Regions from separate parts of the Homo sapiens genome. Here regions 1 and 2 are each linked to region 3. The links are chromatin loops, found by intact Hi-C in ENCODE. Cell type or tissue: endothelial cell of umbilical vein. All regions are shown on one strand. Region 1 overlaps SH3D19 (SH3 domain containing 19). Region 2 holds the start of PRSS48 (serine protease 48). Region 3 has its middle 37 kb from the start of SH3D19.

Region 1 (8,000 bases), 130 kb after region 3:
GTAGATGAGAAAACTGAGGCTTAGGGAGGTTAAGTGACTTGTACAGTCACTATGATGCAGTATCATTTGCTACAACTAGTTAATAGCTGGCCTTTTAACAACATGACGGCAGCTGACATTTGTGGTATGCTTAAGTGTACAGACAGGGTGCTAAGAATGTCACTGGCATTATCTCATTTAATCCTCTGAAGATCTAAGTGATTTATAATTTTCTGAGGCCTAGATTTATTTGGCCAGCAATGTGATTGGGTTAGAGGGAAGAAACTGGGGCCAGAAAATCCAGTCAGGACATAAGAGTCCAGACAATTGCTGATAAGAACCTAAAATGAGGGTAAAAACAGTGGGGATGGGAAGGAGAAAACATTCCAGAGATAGTCTGCTTCTTTGTTGAAACATAAATTCTTTTTTGAGACAGAGTCTTCCTCCATCCCCCAGGCTGGAGTGCAGTGGCGTGACCTCAGCTGACTGCAACCTCCGCCTCCCGGGTTCAAGCGATTCTCCTGCCTCAGCATCCTGAGCAGCTGGGATTACAGGTGTGCGCCACCATGTCCAGCTAATTTTTGTAGTTTTACTAGAGACAGGGTTTCACCATGTTGGCCAGTCTGGTCTTGAACTCCTGACCTCAAGTGATCCGCCCACCTCAGCCTCCCAAAGTGCTGGGATTACAGGCATGAGCCACCCCAGCCAGCCAAGACATAAATTCTTGTTTGAAGAAACTTCCTTTCCATCTCCAATTCTTCCCTTCCTGGGTAATTAGAGTACTGCATTTTAATGAATTTTAATGAATTTAGGCACTTTAATTAATGAACGATGTCACTATTGATAGTGCTGTAGACCAGACTTTCCCACTTACCCATGGAAGCATGGGCAGCAGCAGCCATGTAAACTTCTCTGTAGTATGTCTTATTTCTCCCCTGCAGTGGTAACTGACAGAGACCCTCTTTAATTTCTTGGCTTTTTTAACCAAGAGAGTAGGAATTTTCTGACTTAATGTGTTATTTCAGCAACAACAAATATATATTTATTGAAAAGGTATCATTTAAAAGAACAATAGACCATCACTGTGGGAATCTCAAATGTAAATAAAAATCAGTTTGGAGACACACCTAAACAAGGCTGTCAAATAGAAAGCAGAGGTGGATTCATATTAGTTGGTGTCAGTAACTTTGTAGAATGAGCACTGCCTTCTTTTCAAGTGTATGTATATATATGCTTGAAGTATATACTTGAAATATATATATATATTTGCAGTTTTCTCTCTCTAAATATAGGAACCATTTAAGGTTTTTAGAAAAGTTATTTGAAATTCTGATATCTGATAAGTAAAATCCCATCCATGGTCTATTTGTTTGGAATCAATTATGCAATCTTTTAAAGAATCACCAAAGTAAGATGTATGAACACTGGATATCTTATGTCTTATAATGGATGAGTTCATTGTTTTATTTATTCTGCTTGTCATAAGTAAAGATGTAATGACATTGCTGCTGCAAATAATTTGTTTTCAGCCCCAAGGAACCTTTAGGTAATTCTGAATGGCACAAAGGGTTTATATAGGGTTCATCCATATTTTAAAAATAATATATACCGTATATACTCCCAAGCTGGAACTTAACAGTAATGCTTGGGAGTATGCTACAGAATCGCTTCATTGGTAATGCATCTGCTAAAGAGATTTTGGTATGCCAAGATGAGATATAAGATGGACACTTTGGCCGGGGATGGTGGCTCACACCTATAATCCCAGCACTTTGGGAGGCTGAGGTGGCTGGATCATGAGGTCAGGAGTTCGAGACCAGCCTGGCCAATATGGTGAAACCCCATCTCTACTAAAAATACAAAAATTAGCCGGGCATGGTGGCATGCACCTGTAGTCCCAGCTGAGGCAGAAGAATCACTTGAACCTGGGAGGCAGAGATTGCAGTGAGCCGAGATTGCACTCCAGCCTGGGTGACAGAGTGAGACTCTGTCTCAATTAAAAAAAAAAAAAAAAAGACTCACTTTAAACCACTTCTTACTCCATTGTGAGTATATCTGTGTATATTCATTCATGTAGACTGAGCCTTGCCCTTAATTTCAAAGAATGATTTCAGGTCTTTCATTTCCAACTTGAGTCAGTAAAGTAAGTCCCTACCCAATGGGGTTTGATTTTTCTCTCCTGTTAAGTGATCAAAGCTAAATCATCAAAGCCTGAATGTCTTACAACAGATTCTAATAAGTTCTGAGTTGGCTATTCTTCTTAGTTTTAATCAAAGCAAAGATGGCATTTGCATTTTTGTCATCTCCATTTCAAAGTATTATTAGAGTCAGAATCACCCTGAATGGTTCCACATCAGTAGGATCTGCGTAGCCGTACCCAAAAACTGTCTGTGCCAGAACAGGGGCCCATTTCTACGTAAGTGGCGTAACACCTAAATACATAAACATTGGAATCATATGTCTAGATTACATAGAACCAAGTTGACATGAAAGGAAAATGTGGATAATCTGGAGTTCTTACACAGAATCCTTGACCCATGATAGCATCCCACCACTCCCCTAACTGTTCTTCAGTCCCCTTGACATACCATGGGTTCCCCCATTGCATCCCTCACATCTCCCCCACAGCATTTATACACACACAACCAATAGTCTTTGTGCCAGCTCTGCCTTGTTTTTTGTTTTTGTTTTTGTTTTTGAGACAGAGTTTCACTCCGTCACCCAGGCTGGAATGCAGTGGCGTGATTTTGGCTCACTGCACCCTTCATCTCCCGAGCTCAAGTGATCCTCCCACCTCAGCCCGCAGAGTAGCTGGGATTACAGGCGTGCACCACCACGTCCAGCTAATTTTTTTGTACTTTTGGTAGAGATGCGGTTTTGCCATGTTGGCCAGGCTGGTCCCAAACTCCTGACCTCAGGTGATCCACCCACCTCGGCCTCCCAAAGTACTGGGATTACAGGTGTGAACCACTGCACCCAGCCTCTGCCTTGTTTTCTGTCTTTGTTCTACTTACAGAGTACTTTTCTATTCCTCAGTTAGCCTTATTAACCATGAGGCATGGATGAGAGGGACAGGGAATGGAAGAGCGGGGTGTGTGTGTGTATGTGTGTGTGTGATACATATCTATAAAACCATTACATGGTTACCCAGCCATGGTTACCCTCACACTGAGTATATACTGCTGGTCTTTGAGTGACCTAAACCATCATGCTCTGCTGGGCAGGCCCCTGGAATAAGTATATCATCCACAGCAAATGTGTAGCATTTGGCAAATTTTAGAGTTAAGGCATTTTATTTTTAATAACTCTTTTTTTCATAGAAATGATGAGACTTTGGGCTAGAAAGTTATTCATATGATTTCTAAATATGCAGAAGTTCAGAAAACCTTTAGAAATATTCTCCCCCAATTAATTTGAAAATTAGAAACTAAAAAATTGGAAGGCTGAGCACAGTGGCTCATGCCTGCAATCCCAACACTTTGGGAGGCCAAGGCAGGAGGATCGCTTGAGTCCCGAAGTTTGAGACCAGCCTGGACAAAATAGGGAGACCCTGTCTCTACAAAAAAAAAAAAAAAAATTTAATTAGCTAGGCGTGGTGGCATGTGCCTGTAATCCTAACTACTTCAACTACTTGGGAGGCTGAGATGGGAGGATCACTTGAGCTCAGGAGCTCAAGGCTGCAGTGAGCTGTGATTGCACCACTGCACTCCAGCCTGGAGTACAGAGCGAAACCTTGTCTCAAAAGAAAAAAAAAAAGAAAAGAAAAAATTCAGAGAATGTGCTGAAGAGTATTTGATTTAAAATAAAATCCATACACTTAAAGCACTATATATAGCCAAGATTAAATTTCCATGTTTGCTATAGATCTGTTCTCATTCTTGGGCTTTCATCCAAATGTTTTGTTATTGTTGGCAAGAAAGCAGATTCTGAATCCACCCTCAGTGATTTGTTTTGTTCAGTCTTGGCTTTTGGAACAAAATAATAACCACTTATTATTTTGCCAAAAAATTTATTTCTACTAATATATTTCTTGACAATTGCACAATAATCTTGACTATCATGAAAATTACTTTAAAATGTAAGTATATGAAAAAGTATAAGTATATAAGACACACAGATACGCAACACACACCCCATTATTTATATGTATTTAAGCTAAAAGATGGCTTTATGGCAAAATGTGAAATCCAAATATTTGTATACTTTGAGGGAAAAGATCAAGCCAAGAACATGTGTTTCAATTTGTTTTTCATGGTCAAGAGGTGAGGGATGGGAAATATTGTGAGTAATGGATAATTTACCCTTACCCTCAAATTATCAACTATGTGAATTCTTAGGAGTAACATTTTATAAGTACTGCGTATCTATATTTACACAGGAATGTAACACAGATAACACTAATAGTGAATTTGGGGGGAAAATTTTAAAATTTCCCCCAGCAGATAATCAAGTCTTTTGTTGAATTTTAATTACTGGTTCAATAGAAAAGTGCTATGAGAAGACATTTGTATTTTCTTAGAGCAGAAAGTATAAAAATGACTGTAGAATTTCCTGTTTTAACCAAGAACGAAGGAGAGCTGTGAGCCATTTGCTTCCTGAGTGGCCACATTCCAGCTGTGCAGACTGGTCATAGCACATCTGCCAATCAGAACAGGCCCTGGAGGGAAGCCCTTGGATACTGAGTCTTGTTTACATGCATCGTGACTCTGTTTCTCCCTTCCTCTTGTGTGTTGTACCACTAGGAAGATTAGTGGGGAAATTTGCTATTACATGCCTAAGTAAACTATGTAACTAGGATCACAGCCACAGGAAATGATGTTCTGGACAGAGTTTTAGCTCGGCTTTAGCCACAGGTAAGAGTTGTTGCTTTGTTATATGAGGATAGCTAATCTGTATTCAGTTTCTGGCTTTACTTTGAGACATTATACTTCATTTTTGTAGCGAAGCTAGCAGGCTAAAAACTGGAGAATGATTGAGAGAAATGATTTAAATGTGCCCTGCGTTACTATGACTTTAAAATCTTAATACTCATCAAATGAAAAACATGATATTTTCATTTAAGGGAGGGGTAAAACCAAGTTAAATTAAAACAGAAAAGTTTTAAAAGCTGCAGTAATACTAAGTCACAGTGTAGAAAAATTGGAACCAGAAATGTGCTAACACTATGTGTTTGGAAATCATTATATCTAAGCAGGCATGCTTTATTGTGAATCTTTTTACTTATTAGTCTTTCAGAGAACAGTGTTTTCATGAGTACTAACTCTTTGGCTTTGAAAAACATTTCTTTTTTATTATGAACTCATTCAGAAAGAATTGTTACATACGTTTAACTGTGTAAATCCTATTCCTTTTCTTCCATATTTCTTTCTAGAAGTTTTAGAGTATGTTTCATAATCCTCTTATTCTGTTCTAACAGCAATAAAATTAAGGAAAAACTAAAAGCATTCCTGTCTTAATCTTTACGTTGCCATTAAATTCTATCTTGTTAGCATTAATTCAGAAGATACTATAGAAAACTGTATTTTGATAATATTCCATAGGATTTTTTCTTAACGTCATTGCTTAGGATATATTGTGGTTTGTATATTGCTTCATATTGTTTATTTTTGCATAACACTGCGGCCTTTTACTTCATTTATTTTTAATTCTTAAGCATATAGTGGAGGAAAAATTGTTACTCAGGTTCAAAAAAGACAACCTGTGGGTTTTATGGTTCTCTTGTATATGATAGTCTCAAGGTTGATTAATAGCATGTTACAGCAGTCTAGAGAGTCACTTTTGAAAAGTTCAAGCATCTGTGCTCTTATTTCTTACCCTATAGCAGGGTTTCTCGACCTCTGCACTGCTGACATTTTGGATGAGATAATTCTTTTGGTGAAAGGGACCGCTCTATGCATTGTAGGATCTTTAGCAACATTCCTGCTTTCTACCCATGAGAGTTCCCTTCTTCCCAGTTGTGACGATCAAAAATTTTATATAGAGAGCACATTATATCTAATTACTGGAGAAACATTGAAATCCAACTTCTGAAATGTTCTGGGTGGTAGATAGTTAAGGGTGAAGCTGTATTGGTCTTAGTATTTGCAGATGTTGTAGCTGACTGCTCATTTTTCCCCCTCCCCATTCTGTTAGAAGCTTCTGCCAACCATGATTCATGGAATGATTTTTTTGAGCTGAGTAATCTGTGGCTTTGCAGTTTCCTTGCTTTCTTTCCTTAGCTAAATCTCTTCTAGTGTTAGCAAAGTATTTAGCACAGGAAAGATCTTATAAAATGAAATAATGCATGTAATGATGCATTTTCCAAGTAGATGATTTTAACAAACCGTAAGCTTTTATGCCTGTCCTTCATTGTGTCTTTTCTGCCTCTGTCAGGCGAACTGTGATGAAGAGCCTTATACTTAGGAAGACACAACTACCTTTGAACAGTCCTTTGTGAAATCTAATGGTATGGCAGCTGGTATTTAAAAACTTCTTTCCAGAGCTTTTAAAGAACCTTTTGACACGTAACCATCTTCTTTCTCTACAGATCGCAACGAACGAAATAAACCAGAACATCGTTCTTCAAGGTATGAATTTACAGTATCTAATAATTCTGTATAAAGCTTCTTATTTGAAAAGTATTGTTTGGAAGCAATGTAAGTGTCCTCTTTAGAGTTACTGTCTATTGGAATCTTCTGTAGCATTCAGAGAAGCTTCATAAGGGAAATCTTATTCATTCTCTGAATTAAAATTTCACATAAAACTATTGACTACCTGGAAAACATGTTTTATTTTAGGAATTCCCATCAGTGACAGATATATTTTCGTAAAAATTATTTTACTCTCATTTATTAGTTTTTGTGACTTATTTTCCTCCCCTCCCTTTAACCAGTATTTTTGTAAGTGTGTACTGCTGTTTTCCTAATCATAAAACTAATATAGGCTCACTGTAGAAATTTAAAAGATATTTTAAAAATACAAAGCATGAAAAAAGCAGAACAAAACAAAACCCAGACTGCCTTCCATCAGCCAGAGATGGCTGGCTATTGCTAAAATTTTGGTACATTTCTTTCTAGACTTTTAGATTATATATGTATGTATATATTCAAATGGATTATTTTATGTTTTTGTTAGGTATTTCAAGTGGCCAGGAAGGTTGTATCACTTAAGCTCTCAACCACACTGAGTGTATTTCACTAGAATTCTCCAACACTGAAGAGTACATTAAAAAATCCTTGTCAAACTTATAGGTGAAAAATTGTCTGACTTCTCATAGGCAGGACTGACAGGCTATATTTAATATTTGTAACCCAGTACTATGAAAGATTATAATTTTTCTAATATTAATTTCTTTTTATTCCACATTCTACCACCTTTTTTGATGTTTTATTTTGTGGGAATTGTTAAAGTAATGTACTCATTGGATTGACTGCTCTGGTAAGCCAAATCCTGGTGCTTTTTCAAGAGATCAAACCCTAGAGTGCATTGACCTCAATCAATAAAAATATAAGATCTATAAAAATTTCATTGCTTAGAATAGCAATGCGTTTTGCAGAAATTGTCAATCAAAATAAGTTAGTGAGACCTAATCTGAGAGAAGAATATAGCTGGGTATTTAGAATATTGACTGATTTTTTTTCCAGGTACAATTTACATATGTTAAAATTCATTCTTTTTTGTGTATAATCTTACTAGTTTTGATAGGCATGTACAATTATGTATCTACCACCATAATCATTAAACAGTTCGTAAGATTCTTTTATATTAGATACTTAAAGAAAAATAGCAGCCAGGCATGGTGGTTCACACCTGTAATCGCAGCTACTTGGGAGGCTGAGGCAGGAGGATCGCTTGAGCCCAGGAGTTCAAGACTAGCCTAGGCAACATAGCAAAACACTGTCTCATCTCTGTTAAAAATAAAAATAAGGCAATGTAAGAGAAAGGACTTTGACAGCATGCTTAACTGTGAGTGACATAAAGTTGGAAGAGTCAAAAATACTTAGGATGGTAAAACCAGGATCCCCAAGACCTTTGACATTCTG
Region 2 (8,000 bases), 85 kb after region 3:
GAGCTTTCTTACACATCGCTGTCTACCCCCCACCTCCCACTTCCATTCCACCCATCCTCCTAGCCAGTGTTATCATAACTTTTCGTTAGATCAGTATTTAATGCGTTTGTTCTTGTGACTATGTAAACATTGTTCACTACTGGGTCCTATTGGGTGATTACATTTCTTATAAAACGTTTTGCTTCTCCTGGAGTTGATAAGTGGGCTCACTTTGGTTTTTTGTTTTTATCTTTATACCCATCACCAGTCTCATTCCCCAGGCTCTCCACCAGAAGTGTAAATCTCCTCTCATTTTGTTCAAACTTGTCAGGCATTCTATCAATACTATCTTTTTTTTGGAGCCCTCTGCTCTCTTGTTCTAATCTGGGCTGCTGCACAGCCATCATCTTGGCACTTTCTTTATCCTTTATGACTTTCTTAGGGATTCTCTTCTGTGTTTTATTCCCCTTTTGTCTGGATCCTGTGTTTTCCTGTTTTTCCCCCTTTATTTTGGTGGAGCAGATTCTCCTATGGCTTCTTGAGAAAATGTGCATGAGAGGTAACATTTTTGCTGCTTTGTGTATGTGAAAATGTTTTACTTCTATCCCACATTTGATTGATAGTTTGCATATGGGTAGAATTCTAAGTTGGAAATAAATTTTTTTTAGCATTTTGAAGTTATTACTCTATTTTCTTTGAGTTTTTTTTTAAACTTAATTTTTTTTTTAGAGACAGGGTCTCACTCTGTCGCCCAGGCTGGAATGTGTGGTACAATCATAGGTCACTGCAGCCTTGAACTCCTAGGCTCAAGTGATCCTTCTACCTCAGCCTCATGAGTAGCTGGGATTACAGGTGCAAGCTGCCACACCTGGCTTATTTTCATTGAACTTTCAGTGTTGTTATTGAAGAGTCCTGGAATTTTAATTTCTGTTGTGTATTAGTTATCAATTGTTGCATAATAAGTTATAAAGCTTAGTGGCTTAAAACAACAAATATTTATCTCATAGTTTTTATGGGTCAGGAATCAGGTGTGACTTAGTTGAGTACCATTGACTCAAGGTTTCTCATGTGGCTGCAATCAAGGTGAGCTGCAGCTGCAATCAAGGTGAGCTGCAGTCATCTTACTGGGGAGGATCTGTGTCCAAACTCACGTTGGTAGGCTTTGGGTCTTCTCGCTGTTGACTAGAGATGCGGGTTCCACATGGGCCTCTCCATAGGGACACTCACCACATGACAAGTTGCTTCTCTCACAGCAGTGGCTCTTAGAGCTCAGATTGTGTTTATGACCCAAAAACACGACAAAAATCTCCTGACTGGTATTTAGAAGGTGATTTGGCAAAAAATAAGAAAAGTCTTTAATATAGTGCCTGTCTCCAACTTTCCTTTTTCTACTTCTATGCCCTGTCTCTAGTTGTTTCGGGTTTGATAGTCTGACATGACCTGGGTTTCCTTCCGCCCTGCCTATTTTACCACTTTCATTTGTCTTTTGGTTCATTCATGAAGTGATGCAAATATTCACTGAGAACCTGTCTGTGTGTTAGCTGCCAGCTAGAACTCACGGTTGTATGCAGTGTGCTGCTGTCAGTATCAACCTCTCACTGACGAGGGAACCTCCACAGATAAAGTTGTGGTCAAAGTGTAGGCTGACCTGCCAAGGCCAGCGCCCTGCAGCAGCATCCTGGCCACCTACAACGCGGCTGGAGTATACAGGTTGCCCACACACTAGAGAAAGAGAAGAAAGGGAAATGTGGAAACCTAGGAGTCCTGTTTCTCTGGTCCCCACCTTATCATCATTCCCAAACTCCCATCTATTCCTAGGACCTGAACCCTCCCTAGACACCATACTCCATCCTATTCTGGTTCCACACCCAGCAGTCTTGGGCTCAAAATGGAGACCACTCCCCTGATTGTAGCTCTTTCTTTTTGGGAAAAGAGTGTAAGCAAGAACCTAAGGAAGAAATAGGGTATCATTAACACATAGTAACACATCTAATATCTAGATTCACTGAACAGAGAACCTTCCTTTATATTTAAATTTTCCAGATTGGTGTTAAAGGCCAAAATTTTCAAATGCCTTCTACCTATTAGTGGGAATCTTCACAAACATACTTACCTGCCTTCTTTAGCAGCACACATGGAATATCATTTAACTTAAAATTTTTTTTTTAAACCAGGGATAGTGGCTCATGCCTGTAATCCTGGTGCTTTGGGAGGATGAGGTGGGAGAACTGCTTGAGGCCTGGGCAATATAGTGAAACCAGGTCTCTAAAAAAAAAATTGAAAAAGAAAAAGATTTCCACATTTCTCTTTCTCTTCTTTCTCTAGTGTGCTGGTGACCTGTATACTCAAGACGTGTTGTAGATGGCCAAGATGCTGCTGCAGGGTGCTGGCCTTGGCAGGTCAGCCTATACTTGGGCCACAGCTTTATCTGTGGATGTTCCCTGGTCAGTGAGAGGTGGATACTGACAACAGCACACTACATACAAGTGTGAGCTCTAGCTGGTAGCTAGCACACAGACAGGTTCTCAGTGAATATTTGCATGACTACATAAATGAACCAATAGACAAATGAAAGTGGTAAGATTGACTGGGCACAGTGACTCACGCCTATAACCCCAGCACTTTGGGAGGCTGAGGTGGGTGGATTGCTCAAGTCCAGGAGTTCAAAACCAGCCTGGGCAACATGGCCAAACACCGTCTCTACAAAAAATATAAAGAAATTAGCCTGACATGATGGTGCATGCCTGTAGTCCCAGCTACTTGGGAGGCTGAAGCAGGAGGATTGCTTGAGCCCGGGAGGTGGAGGATGCGGTGAGTTTAGATCATGCCACTGCACTCCAGCCTGGGCGAGAGAGTGAGACCCTGTCTGAAAAGAAAAGGAAAAAAATGTGGTGAGATAGGCAGGGCAGAAGGAAACCCTAGGTCACATGGGACTCTCAAACTAGGGATGACCAGAGATAAGGCACAGAAGTAGAAAAAGGAATGTTGGAGACAGGTGCTATATTAGAGACTTTTCTTACTTTTCACAAATCACTTCCTAAATACTAGTCAGGGTTTTTTTTTTCTTCTTTTGGGCCACAAACACAACAGGTGTGGTTCAACCACACCTGTAGTCCCAGCTACTAGGGAGGCTGAGTGGGAGGATTGCTTGAACCCAGGAGTCTGAGGTTGCAGTGGGCTATGATTGCACCACTGCACTCTAACCTGGGTGACAGAGTGAGACTCTGTCTCTTAAAAAAAAAATGCTCTATGAAGATTCAAATTTAGCTTTTACTTGATTCAAGGTCACCATCAGGAATATGAAGTATGTTAGTTTATAAATACAATGATGCCCTCAGATGCGGTTGAGGTTGCAAGCTGTTTACTTTTGTGCTATTTGGTTTAACTGAATTGGCATTTTGCAGTATTTGTGTATCTTTCTTCTTTGCTACCTGTTAAGTTTTTTGCTCTCTCAGCATACCCTTTCTGTTTTTTGGGGGGACGGGGTCTTACTCTGTCGCTAAGGCTGGAGTGCAGTGGCGCTATCTCGGCTTACTGCAACCTCCACTTTCCAGGCTCAAGCACTTCTCCTGCCTCAGTCTATTGAGTAGCTGGGACTACAGGTGCCCGCCACCACGCCCGGCTAATTTTTGTATTTTTTGTAGAGATGGGGTTTCACCATGTTGCCCAGGCTGGTCTTGAACTCCTGATCTCAGGTGATCTGCCCGCCTTGGCATCCCAAAGTGCTGGGATTACAGGCGTGAGCTGCTGTGCCTGGCCAGTATACCCTTCCTTTAAATCCCTGTGGACCAGAAAAATAAATGAACAAGCATATACCTGAAATCATAGAATAGTGTTTGCTCTTCCAGTTCCCTCTGCTTGAGATGCTCTTTTCCTGGATCCTCTTACTTAATTTAGTTATCCCCTTCAGTTCTGCTCAAATGACTCCTTCTTAGTGAGGCCTTCTTTAACTACCCTTCTAAAGATTGCAACACTCCTGCCCCTGTACTTCAGATGCCCCTTTCCTTTCATAGTACTTATTACCTTCTAACAAGCCTTATAATTTACACATTTAATATGTGCATTGATTATAAGTCCCACGAAGATAGGGATCTTGTGGGTGTGTGTGTGTACTGCTATTTCCAATCGGGAGCATTGGAATGGTGCTGGGTATATAGTAGCCTCTCAGGACCTTCTCAGGCTGTGCTACTCATAACTAACATCCCATGGGTGAAGTGTCACATTGTTCTATGTGATGCCCTCTTTAGTAAAAATCCTCTGCCTCTGCCTTCTCAACCCCACCCTGGCGCTCACCTGAGATCCCCAGCAGAAGGAGCAGCGTGAAGGCACAGCCAGCAGGGCCCATGTCTCTGTCCTCAGAGCCAGTGAGCGCTTCCTGCTTCCTGGACTCAGGCTCCCAGGAAGAGGCCAATGGGGAGCTGCCAGAACTAGCTTCTCCTAGATGGATTCCTCTGCTTCACCCCCTCCTCTCCTTTGGTCTTCACCCGCTGCCAGATCCTGAAGGGACCAGACTTCAGAAGTGCAGCTGCAGGACCCAGGGGAGGAACTGGGGTCTGTGGCGCCCCCTGCTGTCCTGGGAGAGCAGGGTTTCTGGGGTTTCTGCCTGTGGTGTTGAGGAGTGGCTGGTTGAGGGCACTGGAAGAAACAGGACCCTGTCTCTAGCAAGGAGATAGAAGGTGGACAGGATTCTCCAAAAGCAAGAAATGGAAAAGAGGAAATGAACCCAGTATCTGGTTAATTTTTCTGAGTTTTTTTGTTTGTTTGTTTTCATTTCTGTTACAGTGTTAGCTGCACTGCAAGTCAAGTTTCCTGGGAAACAGACTCTAAGACAGAGATTTGTGTGCAGGAAATTTATTTTAGAGTGGTCTCAGGATCAGCAGCTCTTGGGTGGGTAGTAGGATTGGTTAGAGGGAGAGTTGAACTGTGATGCGTTTGCAACAGAGGCCACAGCCTATCTCACAAGTTTCTCTGGAGCTGAGGTGGCCCTCAGAGACTTTCTGTACTGAGCTAAGAAGGATGCGTTCTTAGGGGTCTGCATCATTGGATGCAGGCCACCTCCTAGGAGGGGGCATTACCTTGGGTGAGGTGGCTCTGTTGGCAGTTCTTGGAATAAGACTTAGCTGTGAACTGTCAGCAGCCAACACTCCTAGCTGCTAAGGGAATGAATGCTTCAGTTCTAAAGGGGGGTCTGGATGGTACACCACAACATCTACCTCAGAAATCTTCACTCTGCCTTTTGTTTTCTGTGCCAATTGTTTGTAGGGTGCTAGGTCTGTGGAGGCAGAATTCAATGAACTATTAAAATGTTACTGCTCTCTTGCAACTTAAAATATTGGGATGCTTGAAAGAAACATATAAGCAGTTTAAAACTAATAGGCCAGGCACGGTGGCTCATGCCTGTAATCCCAGCACTTTGGGAGGCCGAGGCGGGTGGATCACCTGAGGTCAGGAGTTTGAGACCATCCTGGCCAACATGGTGAAATCCCGTCTCTACTAAAAATACAAAAATTAGCTGGGTGTAGTGGCGTGCACCTGTAGTCACAGCTACTCGGGAGGCTGAGGCAGGAGAATCGCTTGAACCCGGGAGGCGGAGGTTGCAGTGAGCCAAGATGGCGCCACTGCACTCCAGCCTGGGCGACAGAGCGAGACTCCGTCTAAAAAAAAAAAAATAATAATAATAATAATAATAATAGAAGTGGCTGGGCGTGGTAGCTTACGCCTATTATCCCAGCACTTTGAAAGGCTGAACGGGGAGGATCCCTTGAGACCAGGAGTTTGAGATCAGCCTGGGCAATACAGTGAGACCCTATATCTACAAAAATTTAAAAATTAGCCTGGTGTAGTGATGTGCACCTGAAGTCCCCAGCTACTCGGGAGGCTGAGGCAGGAGGATCACTTGAAGTCAGTAGTTCAAGGCTACATGAGCTATGACTGTACCACTGTGCTCCAGCTTGGGCGACGGAAAGAACCTGTCTCAAATAATAATGGAAGACCAGAAAATGTAGATATTTTGGTAAGAACTATTCAGTTACAGGCAACTGAGGCTCACTTAAGCTAGCTTAAATCAAGAGGAGATTATTTTAAAGCTATTGTTTTGAGCTGAATTATGTCTCCTCAAAAATGTATCTTGAGGCTGGGCATGGTGGCTCACGCCTGTAATCCCAGCACTCTGGGAGGCCGAGGCGGGTGGGTCACGAGGTCAGGAGATCGAGACCATCCTGGCTAACACAGTGAAAACCCGTCTCTACTAAAAAATACAAAAAATTAGCCGGGTGTAGTGGCGAGTGCCTGTAGTCCCAGCCACTTGGGAGGCTGAGGCAGGAGAATGGCGTGAACCCTGGAGGCAGAGCTTGCAGTGAGCCGAGATCGCGCCACTGCACTCCAGCCTGGGCGACAGAGCAAGATTCCGTCTCAAAAAAAAAAAAACGTATCTTGAAGTCCTAACCGCACTTCCATACTTCAGAGTATGACAATATTTGGAGATAAGGTCTTTAAAGAGGTAATTATATTAAAAAGAGGTCATTAGGTTGGGTTCTAATCTCATATGAGTGATGTCCTTAGAAGAGGAAATGTCATGTACGTGACATCTATAGAGGGAGAAGACAGCTATTTACAAGCCTAGGGTGCCTGAAACAAATCCTTCCCTCATGGCCCTCAGAAAGAACCAGCCATGCTGATACCTTGATCTTGGACTTCCAGCCTCCAGAACTGTGAGGAAATAAATTTCTGTTGGTTAAGTTCGTCTAGTCTGTGGTACTTTGTTACAGCAGCCCTAGCAAACTTATGTAGATGTCTATGGAATAATAAGAACAGGATAACAGGGACACCTGGAGCTGCCATAGGACAACCCTGAAGACCAGAGCTGGAAAGGAGCTCTGGATTCATGACAGCTTAAGAGCTCATAGCAGGATCTTCTCTCTGGTTCTCTGCTATTAATATGGCTCAACCGAATTCCATGTCATTTCTTTCTGTCCTACTATAAACTGCTCAAGTTGTTCCCTATTTTCAGTTCAGACTCCCAAGACGTCTTATTTGGCACAGATTATCTTTTCTAACCAGGATATAGGTTCATGGCCATGGATTAACTGTCCTTGGGGTAAGTACCCTCATATGGGAAGGTGAGAAGATGGGGATGCAGAAATATGGCCAGCTCAGTTGCAGGGGCTATTGTGGCAGGGCAGATGCCAGGTTTGCTATATCTCAGTAAAGTAGCATAAAGATGTTTACCTCTTTAAATACATTTTAAAAGATTTTAGAAGTGAACACGTGAAAAAAATCTCTCCATTTGCTTTTTTAAGCAAACACTGCAACACCATGAATTTTTACCAAATTTATGTTTTTAAAATTCATTTGTTTTCATTTGTGTCTGCTTGATGGGGATGAAAATCTACTACTACTATTACATTTGTGATAGTTTCTGAATACATTTTTAATGGTTCTTGTTTTGTGTATCCAATTTTGTTTTTGTGGTTTATGCATTCACTCTGGTTTTCTGCTACTCACTGATTTTATCATTATACAATGACTCTTAGTATTTTTCATCTTAATTTTTTCTGAAATTAACATTACAACCGGCAGTTTTCTCCAGCTCGTTTCATTGAAGAAAAAGATTTCTTATTCATAGCACAACCATCTTTGTGAATATTCCAATTAATTTATGGTATTCACAGACAATTTTAGCTATTGAGTTAACTCACTTAATATAGTTCTTTTAAAAGGTCAGACCTCAGTTTGAGATTTGCCTTCTGATCATGTTTAGAGTAAAGGTAGCTTATTATTCATTTTGCAGAGACCTGAAAGCTTTGGACAGATCTTTCTGTTGACTTACCACAGGAGCAAAAAACTTGACCAGAGAGTCCTTTCCCTCTGAGGATTTTGTGGTTGTCCCAGGTCTTTGGACTTCTTTTTTTTTTTTTTTTTTTTTTTTTGAGATGGAGTCTCGCTCTGTCGCCCAGGCTGGAGTGCAGTGGCGTAATCTCGGCTCACTGCAACCTCCGCCTCCGAGGTTCAAGCGATTCACC
Region 3 (8,000 bases):
CCTTCTCTAATATAAACTTTTAAAATAGCCCTATCCAGGTTATTTGTATTTAATGACTCATTAAACTAGACATTTTAACTTATTGAATATAATTGATAAACCAAAATTAAGCATTTCGTATACTGTTTCTCCAGCTTTCATTAGTCAGCCTCTTCTAAATATTATGTGAAAGTAGGAACACATTGTAAGCCTAAAGTATATATAAAGCTTTTATACAACATGGAAAACACAACAAAAATAATATTTAATAATTGCATAGAGCTTTACAGTTTAGTGTTTTCAGAGTAAATAATGAGGACCTGTCAGAAATTCTCAAAATAATTACTAAATTCTTTGCTGTTCAAAGCTATGTAGCATTTTCCAAATGTATATTTATAATTTTTGAGCGATAAAAAAATTTTTCTATGAAAATACAGAAACATATAAAGCACTTCTGTTTCCACACAACATGGAATAACAAAAACCAGATTTATTGTCTTTCCTGAAGCAGCCAAAAAAGGAAAAAGACCAAACATAAGAAAGCATAGTTTTCAAGGCAACAGACATCAGGCAATGTAGAAGAATGAGGTCTGGAAGATAGGACACAAGCGAGGGGAGCCTTATTACTATTAAGAAAATTAAATGTGTAGTTAAAAACCTTCCCACAAAGAAAACTCCAGGGCCAGATGGCTTTACTGGTGAATTCTAGCAAACATTTGAGAAAAAAATTCTACCAATTATCAACAAATTTTCCTAAAAATTTAAAGGGAGCAATACTTTTCAGTTCACTCAAGGCCAGCATTTCCCTGATACCAAAACCAAAGGTGTTACAAGAAAACTATAGACTAATTATCTTCCATTAACGAGATCTAAAATTCTAAACAAAATCTCCCAATATAGAAAAAGAATAATATGTCATGACCAAATGGAATTTATCCCAGGAATGAAAAGTTGGCTTAAAATTAGAAAATGAATCAATATGGAGCTGGAAGCCATTATAATAATAATAATAATTATTATTTTTGAGATGGAGTATCGCTCTGTCACCCAGGCTGGAGTGCAATGGTGCGATCTCAGTGCGCAATGGTGCAATCTCAGCTCACTGCAACCTCCACCTCCTAGGTTCAAGTGATTCTCTCACTTCAGCCTCCTGAGTAGCTGGGATTACAGGTGTGCACCACCACGCCCAGCTAATTTTTGTATTTTTAGTAGAGATGGGGTTTCACCATGTCAGCCAGGCTAGTCTCAAACTCTGGACCTCAAGTGATCCACCCACCTCAGCCCCCAAAAGTGCTGGGATTACAGGCATGAGCCACCGCGCCCGGCCTGGAAGCCATTATTCTAAGTGAAGTAAATCAGGAATGGAAAACCAAATACTGTATATTTTCACTTCTAAGTGGGAACTAAGCTATGGATGTGCAAAGTCACACAGAGTGGTATAATGGAGACTCAGAATGGGGGAGAGTGGGAAGGGATAGGTGATGAAAAGCTACATATACATCCATTTTCTCAACAAGCTAAGGAATTCATCAACCTGATAAAGGGCATCCATAAAAACCTACACCTAATACTTAATTGTGAAAGATTTAATGGGTTACCCCTAAAATCAGGAGCAAGTCAAGGATGTACACTACTTGGGACTGGTATGCTGAAATCTCAAACTTCACCACTATACACTTCATCTATGTAACCAGAAGCCTCTTGCACTCCAAAAGCTATTGGAATTAAGATACATATGTATTTTGTGTGTGCGTGTGTGTGTGTGTATGTGTGTGTATATATATATATATATAGTAAATCAATATAATTCATCATCTTTTTTTTTTTTTTTTTTTTTTGAGACGGAGTCTCACTTTGTCGCCCAGGCTGGAGTGCAGTGGTGCGATCTCGGCTCACTGCAAGCTCTGCCTCCTGGGTTCACGCCATTCTCCTGCCTCAGCCTCCTGAGTAGCTGGGACTACAGGCGCCCGCCACTGCGCCCGGCTAATTTTTTGTATTTTTTAGTAGAGACGGGGTTTCACTGTGTTAGCCAGGATGGTCTCGATCTCCTGATCTCGTGATCTGCCCACCTCAGCCTCCCAAAGTGCTGGGATTACAGGCGTGAACCACCGCGCCTGGCCTATAATTCATCATCTTAACAAACTGAAAAAGAAAACCACAAGATCATCTCAATAGATGCAGAAAAGGCATTTGACAAAAATCCAACATCCATTTTCTCAACAAGCTAAGGAATTCATCAACCTGATAAAGGGCATCCATAAAAACCTACGCCTAATACTTAATTGTGAAGGATTTAATGGGTTACCACCATGCCTGGCTAAGTTTTATATTTTTAGTAGAGACAGAGTTTCACCATGTTGGCCAGACTGGTCTCGAACTCCTGACCTCAAGTGATCCACCAGCCTCAGCTTCCCAAAGTGCTGGGATTACAGGCATGAGCCACTGCGCCTGGCCAATTTTTAAGAATAAGTCAATTATCCCCAAATTGATTTCTAGTTTCAATGACATCCCAGTCCAAATTTGGTTTTGTTTTTGTATTTTCTTAGAAACAGGCTGACCTCAAACTCCTGAGCCAAGAGATCCTCCTGCCTCAACCTCCCAAGTAGCTAGGACTACAGGTGCACACAATGGCACCCGGCTAAAATTTCACAGATTTTTTGTGTAGAAACTGATAAGGTGATTCTAAAACTCATATGGAAATATAAAAGAACTAGAATAGCCAAAACAACTTTGGAAAATAAGAACAAAGTTGAATGACTAACCCTACCATGTTTCAAGACTTATCATAATGCTATGATATTCCAAAAGATAGTACTGAGGAGGGGTAAATTGCAGCACCCTTTCACTTGACAAATGGATGAAATGTCTTTAATCCAACAATTCAGTTCTAACAATTAATGCTAAGAAAATAATCAAAGAGACGCAAAAGCAAATGGATATTAGTCTCATTCTTACCAGCTAAAAACTAGGAAATAAAAGAGATATTTAACAATAGGAGATTGGCTGAATAAGTTATAGTTCACACTTATATTAAAATAAGTATTCAGCCCAGTCATAAAAAATCATGTACTTAATGACATGGGAAAAGTTCAGGATATATAGTTATATGAATTTAGCAAGTCACAAAACAATAGGTTTCTATTTTGTTACAAATATCTGTTCTGCGGAAACAAGAGGACCACTTGAGGCCAGGAATTTGAGACCAGCCGGGGAGCAAAGCAAGACTCTCATCTCTATAAAAGTAAAATAAAAATAATTAGCAAGTTGTGGTGGCAGGCGCCCCTAGTCCTAGATACTTGGGAGACTGAGACAGGAGGATCATTTGAGCCCAGGAGTTCGAGACCAGCTTGGGCAACATAGAGAGACCCTGTCTCAAGCAAGCAAGCAAGCAAGCAGTCTGGGATCTCACTGCATATTGTTCGGATTTTGCTTTTTTTTTTTTTTTCACTTTTTTCTCTTTATCATTTTCTCTATCTTTAAATAATCTGCAAAACAGATTTTTTTTTAATGGAGGCATTGTATTTCTTTGATAAACATACCACAGGTCATTTAGTCAGCCTCTGATCATTGGACCTTTTCATTATTTCCCTTTTTTTTTTTTTTTTTTTACAAGGAAAGCCCACTGTTTACTGAGATGGGGGGCATGTAGCAAGTCCTGTAGGGATGGATCATTGTTTTACAAACATGTTTGTACTCCGCATGAATTTATGCTAGACTTGATAGATGTGGGGATAGATGATAGAGGAAGGAAGTGTGGAGGTGTAGAAATGGGGCTAATGTGTTCCACCTAGTTCAAGGAGAGCCCTATTATTTGCTGCTTTGGGGAGGGATTCCCTGTAACCCCGCCCCTCAACTATTCTGCTTTCCGCTTCCCACTGTCTGCTGAGCTGCACTGCTACCCTGTGGCCGAGTGGTGGCACTGCAGCCCAAGAACGCCAAATCATAGTGGCCTTATGGAAGCCATTTGGGTTCATTTCTTGACTGATTTTTTTAAACCCAACTTAAAACTGTAATATTTTTCTTCAATCCACAAATAGAAATGTACATGCGCAAAAATGACTGAATGTGTGAGAATTCTGTCTGGAATTAACGCTCCTTTAGAGCCCTGAGTATTTAAATAAAGATAAACATACCATTCAAGTCCCGGGCTCTTTCCCCAGCTTCAGCCCTGCTCACCTTGCCCTTAGGTACTATCCTCTAGCCATAACTGAAGCAAGTCTTCAAATAGGCCGGCTTTCTTGCTTACTGGACTTTAACCATGCTCAGCACACCCAATACCCCCTCTCTCTGCCTGACTTATTTTATTTTATTTTGAGACTGAGTCTCGCTCTGTCGCCCAGGCTGGAGTGTAGTGACGCCATCTCGGCTCGCCTGGCCAATTTTTTTGTATTTTTAATAGAGATGGGTTTTCACCGTGTTAGCCAGGATGGTCTCGATATCCTGACCTCGTGATCCGCCCGCCTTGGCCTCCCAAAGTGCCGTGATTACAGGCGTGAGCCACCGCGTCCGGCCCTGACTTCTAAATTTCACTTAAGACTTAGACTTATTTGGATTCTTTAAGATGGGGTTAGCTGTGCCTTCCATGTGCTCACCAAATTCCAGTCATTCCGGGAAACTCACCTCTTTCCCCTGCTGGATTGGAGGGTCCTTGAGCACATGACTCCTCCTCACTTTGTCCATCACTTTTCTTATCTTGTCGACAGTAAGTCCCAAACCGGAAGTAGGAATCTAGTATGTTCAAAGGAGGAAAACACAGGAACACGGATAGTATAGTATATTCTCTCATTTCAGTTCCATTATATTCAGTTCTGCCAATATTTATGGGATGCCTACTCCGTGACAGTCCTCACTGATAGCATTGGAGGTGAAAAGAGAGAGGAGAGAAGATATGGAATGAGAAACTGATAACTCTGCTACTCATTTTGCACAATTTGTTGTTCCTTTCAAAATGTACTGCATGGACAAAGTTTGGGGTATCCACTGGACCCCACTTGAGAGGTTAGGCTCAGTCATCCATATATTTTTGAAACCTTTTCTGGCTACCCACATGACTCTGATATACAGCCAACATTGAGAACATTTGCCCCAGAGTAGCCAATTAACTGTAGGAAACTCTTGAGACCCAAAGTCTTAAAGAAATAGTTCTGACAGTGAGAATTTCAGGTAAGTTGGTGAACACCGTTTGAGGATAGTAATTTTGGAGATCTACGGTTTTGCCTGCCCAGCATCCATTCTTCTTTCTTCTACTGGAAGCACCTTAATTTTCTTTCTGAAGACCATTCCTTCCCCACTTTAAGTCCTTGAAATTGAGGTAGGGCTTTGTCTCATCTCCCCCGCTCCCCCCACCCCCAACACACACACACACACACACATACACGCACACACACATACACACACACTCAGCCCATCTGAACTCTGCATTTGCTCTTTTCCAGCTAGAATTGTGCTTGAATTCAGTCACATCTGAACCTTTAGACTGAACTTCAACTCTTAGTCTGTTCAATTATTGAGCAATCAATCCCCCTGCTACTATTTTTCCTAAATGAGTTTGAGGTGGGTCTTGTCATTTGCAACCAAAACATTTCTAACTAGCAGAAATTTAGGAGACTTTCAAATGGGATAAGCAACTCCATATTCTGTCTTCTTAGAGAAAGGGGATAGATTAATTGATGTGTCCTAGTATTTTGTTTCTTGTTCTATAATAAAAATTTCCTTCATTGTTCTTAGCAGGGCTTTAAGTTTATTAAACATAAAAAGCCCATTTCTTTGGTCTAGTTTAGCCCTGTTTAATTTATCTGTTTGGAGCATGGATTTTTAAAAGCTGCCCACACATATAAAATGGAGATAATGAGATTTATTTCACTGAGCTGTTGAAGGTAAAATGAAATAACATATGTGAAATCATTTCATGCTATATAAATGTTGGGTATTATTACTATGGGTATCATCATAATTGTCATCATCTTTCATTTTCTGTCACAAAGTTCCCGGATAGTTATTTATTGTTAGTATTGATAGTTGTACAAATGCAAAACTGTAGTTGAGTAACTAAATGATCAAAACAGGAAATGTGATTCCTTTTAGGTTATAATCATCCCAGGAATGTAATAAAAGATCAGTTCAAATAATGTATTCTAAGGTACTTTAAAAACCAAAAGGCTATATGACTATAAGGCACTCTTATCTCAGTCCTGCAGGTCACTGAATCTTTGATGTTCATTTGCATATATGTTTTATTTCAGAGCCTATTAATATCATATACTTTTTATTTATTTTTAAAACAAAAAACCCACAGACTGCCTTATAGAGTGCAGTTTTATACAATGAATGGCTTTCTCTTGGTTTTCATTCTCTTCAGCCTCTCTGACAACCCACTCCTTGAAATTCTTTCCTCCCTTAGATTCAGTGACACTACATTCTCCTTCTTCTTGACCTTTCAACTACTTTTGACTCCCTTCCCCTCCCAGCTCCTAACTCTCTGGGTGCCCCTGCTAAGGCTCTGATTTCTCTCGCTATTCAGCTCCTGGAGAATTCATCCAGCCTCATCTATCCTGCATCAGTCCATAGTTCCATCTTCTTAGTATTTATTTCAGTGTGTATGTCCTGCCATGAGCTCACTTTCAGTATCTTTTAAAAATTCATAATTTCTGCTACTGTAGTTTGGCTGCCTTTACAAGTGCCCTATTTCAGTTGGTGGCAACCCTACTGTTCCTTCCTGCCCTCCTTATTGCTTCCCTCTTTTCCAACCCTCCTTTTGCAGGTGGCAAGCACTTCCGTACCTGCAGGTTCACTCTTCTCTGCTCTCCCAAGACCTCTACATTAGCCCAGGCCCTCATTTTCTCACTGGCCATCCTCATAGCTGGTCTCTTTAGCTCTCAATTCACCCCATTCCTGTCTGTCCTGTGGACTTCAGCCAAATCAATTTCCTAAAATGCCTCTTTGTGAGCTCCATAAGAGCAAGAACTGTACACTGGTCATCTTGGTGCCCTTAGCAACTGGCACAGTGCCCAGCACATATTATAGCCCTTGAATGACTGTCATTCCCTTATTCGAGAGAGTTGCTTCTGTGTGTGTGTGTGTGCGCGTGTGTGTGTGTCTGTGTGTGATCAATTTCAGACTTTCTAGCTTGACTAGCTCCATGATATGAATTATTCATCCCATCTTATTTCTGACTACTTTACCGAGTAAACCATTTATTCAAGCCAATCTGGTTTTTCCTTTTATAAACTAACATTACACTGATAATGAAGACCAAACTATTTAACACTCATTAATTCTCTACTATCAATGTAATTTGTCTTCCTAACTAGATTATGATATCCTTGAAGCCTGAAACTCTATTAACCAGCTGCCATAGAATAGTCTTTTGATTTACCCCCTACCAAAACACTCCTTCACCACAAATACTGTCTCTGACTCAGTAAAAACATTTGATATGTTTTCTTTCTATATTTATATTTGCTTTTATATTTATAGATCAATAACATATATTTACATGTCTCATTGCACCTAACACTGGTGGTCCTAAGTAGCAGTGATCACTCATTAAATATTTGTTGATTAATATATAATATATATAACATATATTATATAATATATAAGACTGAGTAACATTTTACTTTGAATCACTCCATGACCTCTAAGCCCAACATAAAATAGCATCTTAGTGGTCTGACATTGTTCCATATCTTTCTTTGGAGATAAAATAACTTAACTTGTCAAAGAGCAAGTGTCTTTTGATACTGACATCATAGAACCCCAAATTTTTTTTTAGCTAAAAACACAATTAGATGGAAAAGCAACAAGAACAGCAGTTGATGAACAGAACTGAATAAAATATGGGACTTATGTTGAAAGGCTGCCTCTGAGCTGCTGCCACATAAATAAGGAGATGGTGAGGTGGACCGAGGGACATTTACCAGTCCATGCTGTGTTATTTCTGATTTTTTTTCTTTTTTCCCCCCACAACAGGAATGACCAAATGTTCACCTGGTACCCCAAGAGAATTAATGGGTATCTTT

What was found. Hi-C counts contacts between places; a loop is a spot of excess contacts. Peaks named below come from ENCODE experiments on the same cell type or tissue, not always from the same donor. Only the 100,000 strongest peaks of a DNase experiment are listed, where the experiment ranks them.
Region 1: a loop joins it to region 3, with 2.5 times the contacts of the local background. A loop is called at or near these places in 8 of 110 quality-filtered maps.
Region 2: it touches region 3 in a loop (10-fold over the local background); 67 of 110 quality-filtered maps call a loop at or near these places.

What each region holds. Positions count from the first base shown.
Region 1 is chr4:151,224,592-151,232,591 of GRCh38, reverse strand. SH3D19 (SH3 domain containing 19) reads left to right here. Exons shown (of 20, transcript NM_001378122.1): 2 at 6,506-6,545. Among named protein-coding and RNA genes, the nearest start is that of PRSS48, 49 kb to the left of the region's middle. In endothelial cell of umbilical vein, no CTCF peak of the experiment used is centred here; DNase peaks (open chromatin) are centred at 3,881, 4,661 and 6,161; H3K4me3 peaks cover 2,501 bases; H3K27ac peaks cover 3,831 bases.
Region 2 is chr4:151,273,497-151,281,496 of GRCh38, reverse strand. The region is part of intron 1 of SH3D19 (SH3 domain containing 19); the gene reads left to right. It overlaps PRSS48 (serine protease 48), which reads right to left and starts at 4,336. Exons shown (of 5, transcript NM_183375.5): 1 at 4,273-4,336; 2 at 1,539-1,701. The coding sequence starts at 4,324. It overlaps LOC124900799 (a long non-coding RNA gene), which reads left to right and starts at 6,339. Exons shown (of 2, transcript XR_007058328.1): 1 at 6,339-8,000. In endothelial cell of umbilical vein, CTCF peaks have their summits at 4,343 and 4,548 (motif pointing left); a DNase peak (open chromatin) is centred at 4,536.
Region 3 is chr4:151,358,762-151,366,761 of GRCh38, reverse strand. No RefSeq gene overlaps it. Among named protein-coding and RNA genes, the nearest start is that of SH3D19, 37 kb to the right of the region's middle. In endothelial cell of umbilical vein, a CTCF peak has its summit at 3,891; a DNase peak (open chromatin) is centred at 3,891.